Regions from separate parts of the Homo sapiens genome. Here region 2 is linked to region 1. The links are chromatin loops, found by intact Hi-C in ENCODE. Cell type or tissue: Calu3. All regions are shown on one strand.

Region 1 (4,000 bases):
GATTTTTTTGACTATTGGCCTATGAAGCCTAAAGTGCTTACTTACTAGCTGGTTCTTGACAGAAGAAGTTTTCCACTTCTTGTACTAAGATACTAATGAGACTCTTTGTATGAGAAAATGGCTTTTTGGCCATCAGGGAGGCATTTACTTTGAACTATATTTTTCCAATAGTGGTTATGAACTGCCTCTGTTAATCAGAGTTGATTTTTATCTACAATATATAATATTTAGCTTTGGGATTTGAAAATATTTATTTTGAGTTTCTATTAGACTAGAGTACCTTTCTGTGTAATTTTAGCTTGATACTATGACCTTATAGGACGAAGGTCAACCTTTTGCAATCTAGCAGAAGAAGCCTGCAGGAGGTGTGAGAGGTTCCTTTCCTTTCCTTCCAAGTAACCCAGAAAGATTTTTCTTTTCTTCTGTGAAAATCCAGGATGCACATTATTAGACTTCGTAGAGTCAAAAGATTAGGACATTCAAAATCATTTACAACTGTATTTCCTTCTCCTCAATGGTTAAAGGAAATCGACAATTTAAAAATTTGAAACTCATAAAACTATTAAAATTTTTACCGTGTATTTTTGTTTGTGTGTTTTGATATTAATGTATTTTTAACCTGCATCGAGTATTAACTATCTTTTGCTTTACTTTTCCCACTATCATTTTTCTATTATCAGCATATTCTCTTTTGTTCTTGCTGGAGTATCTCACACATTTAATATTCAAATGTCACTTTAAACCACTGCACTCTTTCCTCCCCCAATACATCTTTGTCTTCATTTTATATAGAACAAGTCTTTGCTTGGTGTACTCAAATCATAGAATTTGAAAGGTAGGGTATTACAATGTTTGTGAAACAGAGTTTGGGATTGAATTGGAATTCTAGTGCCTACTTTGCTGCTTGCTAGCTGCATGAACTGAATGAATTCCTGTAAACCTCAATTTTCTTCACTATAAATCAAGGATAAAAATAGTATCCAAGTCAGAGGATTGCTGTGAAAATTAAAGAAGCTAAGATATATAAGGTGACCAGCCCAGTGTTTGGAACACAGACACTGCTTAATAAATATATTATTACTAATAACAGAAGGATGGATTTATGGTTCAACTGGTCTAATCCCAACAATGTATAAAGGAGGAAACTAAGGCGAGAGCTAAGCCGCATATCCAAAGCTACCCAAGCACTCCCACTTATCAGCAGATCAAGGTTTAGAACTTCTCCCTTTAATTTCACTGCATAATCAACAAGCAGTTATTCTGGCAGCGGGAAACCAACTTTACCTCTTCAAAGATTAGTTTATATTATGTGACACACATAGCACAAAACTAATTATATCTATCGCCACTCTTTTGTTCATGGGATACTGTAGGTCTGAGCAGGGCTTGATTATTGTAAGTTGATTTGTTCTTCTTGTAAAGTATCACCCTCAGCCCAGCCCTTCCCAGGACTCAATACAAGAAGTTATTGGATCATAGTAATAACTAAAGGAATATGTTATCTATTCTCATAATACAAATATAATATTTTAGAAAATTTCAGATATTAAAAGTAATAATGAAATACCCTTTATTTAATAAGCACCTAGCTCTATGCCAGGCCCTGTGCTGTTAGATTGAAAAATAATATCTTAATTTTCACAATAATCATGAGAAATAGGAATCAATGCATCCATACAAAAGTGGTATTAAACTGGAAAAAATCCCTATAAATATAACAGATTTTTTTAAAGGGTTGAGGCATATTCGGGCAGGTTGCTGATGTAATAACTAGGAAGCCCTTTCCACTTCTGAAGGCCATTTCCTTGGAAAATAAAACTAAAGTCTTATTGCCTCTGCGGAGCTGTACATCAAAATATTTTGGTGCCCCCTAGAGGTAATCAGTAATGTGCAATTGTCAACCCCCAGGAATGAGAAGCTGAAGACAATTCAGCAGCTGTTATCTATTATTCTTTGCTGCTTCATTCTCCGTACCAATGTGTCACAGATACAAACACAGAGCAGCTCTTGAGTAATGGATCTCAAATTTTAGTGAACATCAAAATCTCTTGGAGGGCTTGTGAGAACACAGCCTTCTGGCTTCTGTTCCCAGATTTTCTGATTTTGTGGGTTTGAGTTAGGGCCTGAGAAGTTGTATCTCCAACTACAGTCCTGGCGATTACGATGCTGTTGGTCCAGGGACCACATGCTGAGAACCACTCACCTAGAGAATCATCTCAAAGTCAAAGCTATGTCCAGAAGCAGGTCAGGTTTCAGTATCCTTGAAGTGCTGGTGCTGAGGACTCTAGCTCTTTACTGCTCCCTGTAGATGCCCTTAAGGAGTGTGTGCAGAGACATGACCATCTCCTGTATGAGGGTGATCATTCCTGAGGATCTATAGATTCCTTGATCCCCACGAGTTCCAGTGGATCTACAGATAAACAGTTGGGTGAAGAAGAATCAATTGAGAATTGAGGTCAGAGAACTTAGGTTCTGGTTCTAGCTCTGCCATTTAATAAGCTGCGACTTGCATGAAGACCAACATCCTCTACTGTAAGGAGTGAAATAGCAACCATCACTGTGGATGTAACTCTGTCAAATAGCTTGGAATTTAGTAGGCTTGAAACAAATTTTGGTTAAATCTTAATTTCCATTATATTAGGGTTCCATGTCTACGTTTCCAATACAAAGATATTGTGAGAAATATCAGATAATTTAAATGAAAGAAATATCAAATAATTAAAATGAACACATTGCAACAATGGAAAATAGTAACATGAAGGCAGTTAAATTCAAGGAATTAAGTTTCATGAATTTGATCAATGCAATTACTGTTACCTACCTCTGTTTAAAAAGACAGAGAACAATAATTTTTACTCTTCTTTATCTCTTTTTCGTAAATTCTCTTTTCTTCCTCCCTTTTCCCATATAACCCAACTTCACAACCTTTTTATTTCAAAAAAATGCAAAGTTTATTAGACATTTAATAACCTACACATTATTCTGATGCTTTTTATTTCTTTGCTGCATAGGTGATTGTCTACATTGTTTCCAAATTATTGTACGAACTGGATTTTTTTTTTTTTTTTGCAAGATAATAGGAGACTCGGATATTGGCTATAGTGGATTCCACTTCTGCTTAATCCAGGTCAGGATTTATGGAGACCTCATGTGGTGACAAGAGGCACCACAGAAGGCTTTCTTCAGGCTGGGTTTAACAGTGAAAGAGAAACTCAGAAATTCATATGGGAGCAAAATAATCCATAAAGAATTAAGACCTAGAAGTTAATGTTTCTGAAGCCTGCAAGGCCTTCAACAAACATCCTGCAGTAATACTAATGGAATAATACAGTAATATGTTAAAGGACAGGAGACCTGGTTGTTTATGTATGTATAAAATTCCCCTTATCAACTAAAAAGTTAATAACGCAAAAAATAGTAAGATATGCCTCTCAAGAATTAATTACAGTCTTTCTTTTTTCTGAATGAAATCCACTGAACATAGCTTCTTATTTAAATTGGCTTCAAATTTTAAAAAGATGTTTCTGTAGGCATGTTGCTATGTATGTTAGTTTCTCCTTGGTTTTACACAAAACAGAAAGTGATCAGAGATAGAATGAAACTTGAACTTATGTCTGTGAATTTCACTTATGCAACAATATCAATAATATTATTTATAAATATTTGGAATGCAGGATATGTTCTTGGAATTAAAATATGGAACAACAATTCTATGTGGTGCACAAAGTTGAACACAAACACCTCTTGTTGCTGACAAGATATTAAAGTTGTGAAATTAAATAAATTAATGTATCAGCAACCATATTTAACCACATAATTTACTGGTACACACTAAGGAAAATTCACTGAGGGTTGGGGGAGCTCCTTCCTCAATGACAGGTACTTGTTCTTTATCTCATTTTCCTTACAAGAAAATGTGACAAGGGCTTCTTTTTTCTCCTCCTCAAGGAAGTTACATAACAGACCTTTAAGCTAAAATCTAGAAGGACAAATGAGTTAA
Region 2 (4,000 bases), 470 kb before region 1:
TAAATCTTAAAAAACATTATACTGACTGATTAAAACTAGACATAAATTATGGCATGCTACATGATTCCATTTACGTAAAATTATAGAACTATCACTATAGAACTACATATGAAATACTTCATCTAGAAGTATATAGAATCATACAAAGCAGGAACAAAAAGGAATTTCAGTGGTTTCCAGGGGCCAGGGTTGGAGGGCAGGAGTAACCCCCTGGAGAATATGGGAATGTCCTGTCTCTTAGTCACTCTGTCAATTCTAAACAAATTTTAACTTTCAATTGCTGAAGTTTATTTTATGCACATTATATCTTAAGTTGATTCTAAAGTAAATAATTGGGTGAGAAAATAAAGGCCAGAGAGAGAACTCATGGACTTAGCCACACAGCAGACCAGCAGAGGGGCTGGAACAAATTCCCAACCGTCCTGCAATCCTCAGAATAAACAACAAAAACATTTTGTGGTGTTGTTGGTGGTCAAACAAACTATATTTTCAGAGGGTTCATCTCACAGGCTGGCAGTATGCAGTCTATGGTGTAGATAGTAAATGAATGCTTGGATCCCTTTTCCTACTCATCACAATTCCACTTCTACTACAACATCTTTATGTGAAAAATGGTTTATTTACAAGCCCCACTAGAACATTCACATCTTTGGTCAAAACTTCTTCGCCTTTTCCAGGTGGTTGGCCTACTTCTCTGGGATCCTGAAGTACTGGACTCATGCTGTTATTTGAGCTTTTATCACTGATACTGGAATTAGAAATGTAGAGTCTGAAGTTTGGCTGTACTACTTATTATTGTGTGACCTTGAATGAGTCATTGACACTTTGGATTTCATTTTTTTCTCTATCAAATGAAGAAAATAGGCTGGGCACGGTGGCTCATGTCTGTAATTCCAGTACTTTGGGAGGCCGAGGCAGGCAGATCATGAGGCCAGGAGATCAAGACCATCCTGGCTAACATGGTGAAACCCTGTATCTACTAAAAATACAAAAAATTAGCTGGGCATGGTGGCACACACCTGTAGTCCCAGCTACCCAGGAGGCGGAGGCAGGAGAATCACTCGAACCCGGGAGGCAGAGGTTGCAGTGAGACGAGATCGCGCCACTGCACTCCAGCCTGGGCGACAGAGTGAGATTCCGTCTCAAAAAAAGAAAAAAGAAAAGAAAATAATAACAATAATAATGATGCCACATTAGTTCTTGAGAGGTGACATTAGATATGAAAAGTGCTAGGAACAGTTCCCGGCACTTGGTAAACAGAAATCAGTACGTGTTACTTTTTTCATTTTCATCATAAGCATTGTTATTTTGGGCTGCATCTCCTCATGCCTATCTTTCCCATTATTCTAAAAGTCGCTCCTGGGACGTGAGGATGCCTTGCTCTTTCCATCCCCAGCACCTGAGCTGAAGTGGTCTGTAAGTGCATAATGAATAAGCGGGTGGGTGAGTCAGAAGCTGGGCATCTATTCACAGTTCCTTGTTACTTGATAGTGACTAATGTGAACCTAGTCACGCTGACCTTCACAAGTACTGAGGAAATATCTTTCTTCTTTTCTTTGGAAGCAGTGAAGCTTAACCTTCATTTGTTAGGCTCTCCGCCAAGAAGAAGGCACAAAAGAGTACTTTATCCAATTTATGAAGGCATAGTAAAAATAAAGGCTCCACAGAGTTCCTGAGGGCACGAGGCTCCTGCCGCTGAGGCGGTGGATAACCAACCTGGTAGATGCTCCACGACTCTACTCAATGCGTCACACCAAAGCACAGCATTAATGCAGAGAGAAACAGAGTGTGTGGATTCTGCATTCACCCTTTTCAAAGAACAGAATGAATCAGGAAAAAGCTATAGTTCATGCAGTGCCATTTTCAAAACATAGCAAATCCAGGTTAGGTTAGGAGAATAATGGATCCTAAGGGAAGTAGCAGTAAGTGATGTGTACCTGGAGGGGGAATAGTCTAAAGGAAAGTTGCTGCATTTCTCATCGTACATCCAAAGGATGTTCAAGATTTCAGTATTGCTTTGCTTGGAGGTTTATGCCTTTTCATTAATTTGTTCAATGACTTTATATTTTTTAAATATTAAAAAAACTATACCTATTGTAAAATGTGGAAAATATGTTATCAGAAATATAGATTACCCCAATTTAAAAATAAACACTTTAAATTTTGCTTTATATTCCTAAAGTTTCTGGTAAATTGATACTTATGTGGCAAGAAAAACATTAATCAAGGAATTCTCAGACTTCACATTTTCCTTTCCTGTTAAAAAGAATTCTGCCTGGGAGCACACATTTCTCTTCCATTTCTTGTGTTCAGCCTTCCAGAGAAAGTCCTTCTATCTCTAGATGAGCCCATTGGGCCTTAGGTTTTACTAATTAGGAAAAGTGGTAGGGCTAACAGAAGAAGCTTTGGTTTGGAGAAGGATAGATGTTGAAGAGAATATTCTGGAAGATGGATGTGAGAGAAAGCTGAGGAATGTGCAGAAAGAAAATGAAAGTGAAAGGGAGCTTTCAAAAAAGCATTGTTAGGTGGAATGACATATCTGTATGGTATTTGAGAAAAATATGGAAAGTATTGTCCATAAGAGTCATTGTAAATTATTTTTTGGTTGCCAGATTATGTTTTATTGACAAATAGTTTGGATTCATAACCCTTGCTGCGACAGAACTGGATCTCAGAGGTAACAACTTTTTAATGATATAAAAGAAGATATCAATGTGTATATAGAAAAAAACAGCATAAGTACAGGCACCGGTATAAATATAGATGGTATTGAGCTAGATATATATTCACTTAAGTATCAACTTCAATACAAGGAGATCTTGGATAGAATTAGAGGAGGAAATAAAAAGACAGAAAAGGAAACTTGACACCACATCATATTATTTTAAAAGACCTTTTCTCAGAGAATATAAAATAAACATGATTTTATATTAATAAATCTTTCAGCTATGATTTTTTTCATAAAATGATCAGACAGCCACACAAACCAGTTCAACTGAACAGAACTTCATTGTATTAACACACATAAGAAAATAAAAGAGGAGGCTGGGAGCGGTGGCTCACGCCTGTAATCCCAGCACTTTGGGAGTCTGAGGCGGGCAGATCAAGAGGTCAAGAGATCCAGACCATCCTGGCCAACATGGTGAAACCCTGTCTCTACTAAAAATACAAAAATAAGCTGGGTGTGGTGGTGCACACCTGTAGTCCCAGCTATTCAGGAGGCTGAGACAGGAGAATTGCTTGAACCTGGGAGGTGGAGGTTGCAGTGAGCCGAGATCACGCCACTGAACTCCAGACTGGCGACAGAGCAAGACTCTGAAAAAAAAAAAAAGAAAAAAGAAAAGAAAAGAGCAAAAACTCAACAATATATTTTTAAAGGAAGTCCAGTCCTCATTCATGGAGATTGAAAGTGGAGAGTCGTTGAGATTCTCAGCAGCTCTGGAATGTTAGCACACAGGCTCTGTGATATGGCACAAAAATACCCAGATAAGAGCTAATTATAAACCCACTGTCTTTTTTCTTTTCTTTCTTCCAATCAGCTGTGAAATCCTTCCATGTTCCTAGCTTGCATTTCTAAGAGAGGAAGAAACTGAATAATCTATAGATCTCATTGTTTTAGATGTTAACTATTACTTCAATTTGAGAACAGAGTGTCACACAAATTCATGACATGCGTAGCTGGCTAGCATGAGGATAAGTCATTGCTCTGGGCTGAGAGAACAAGGTTACAAGATAGTTGTATTATTTACATATCATACCTTTATTGCAACTGAAATTAGACAAAAGAAAGAGAAAGTTTTATTGGCTCATATAACTTGAGAGTTCATGGATAGTCAAGGTGCAGGTATGGCTAAATAAATGTGGTCAAATTATATTATTAGGAATATGTTTATCTTCATTTCCCAGTTCTGACTTTATTTGCTTTGCCATTATTCCCAATTAGGTTTTTCCCATGTAATAACAAAAATATCCATCATTTCTAAGAGTTTTTTGTTGGAGT

The links. Peaks named below come from ENCODE experiments on the same cell type or tissue, not always from the same donor. Only the 100,000 strongest peaks of a DNase experiment are listed, where the experiment ranks them.
Region 2: a loop joins it to region 1, with 2.8 times the contacts of the local background. A loop is called at or near these places in 4 of 110 quality-filtered maps.

Annotation. Positions count from the first base shown.
Region 1 is chr4:20,246,417-20,250,416 of GRCh38, forward strand. No RefSeq gene overlaps it. Among named protein-coding and RNA genes, the nearest start is that of SLIT2, 3.5 kb to the right of the region's middle. In Calu3, no CTCF peak of the experiment used is centred here; a DNase peak (open chromatin) is centred at 1,865.
Region 2 is chr4:19,774,673-19,778,672 of GRCh38, forward strand. All of the region lies in intron 2 of LOC105374511 (a long non-coding RNA gene), which reads left to right. Among named protein-coding and RNA genes, the nearest start is that of LINC02438, 320 kb to the left of the region's middle. RefSeq lists enhancers at 929-2,128, 1,465-1,634. In Calu3, no CTCF peak of the experiment used is centred here; a DNase peak (open chromatin) is centred at 1,559.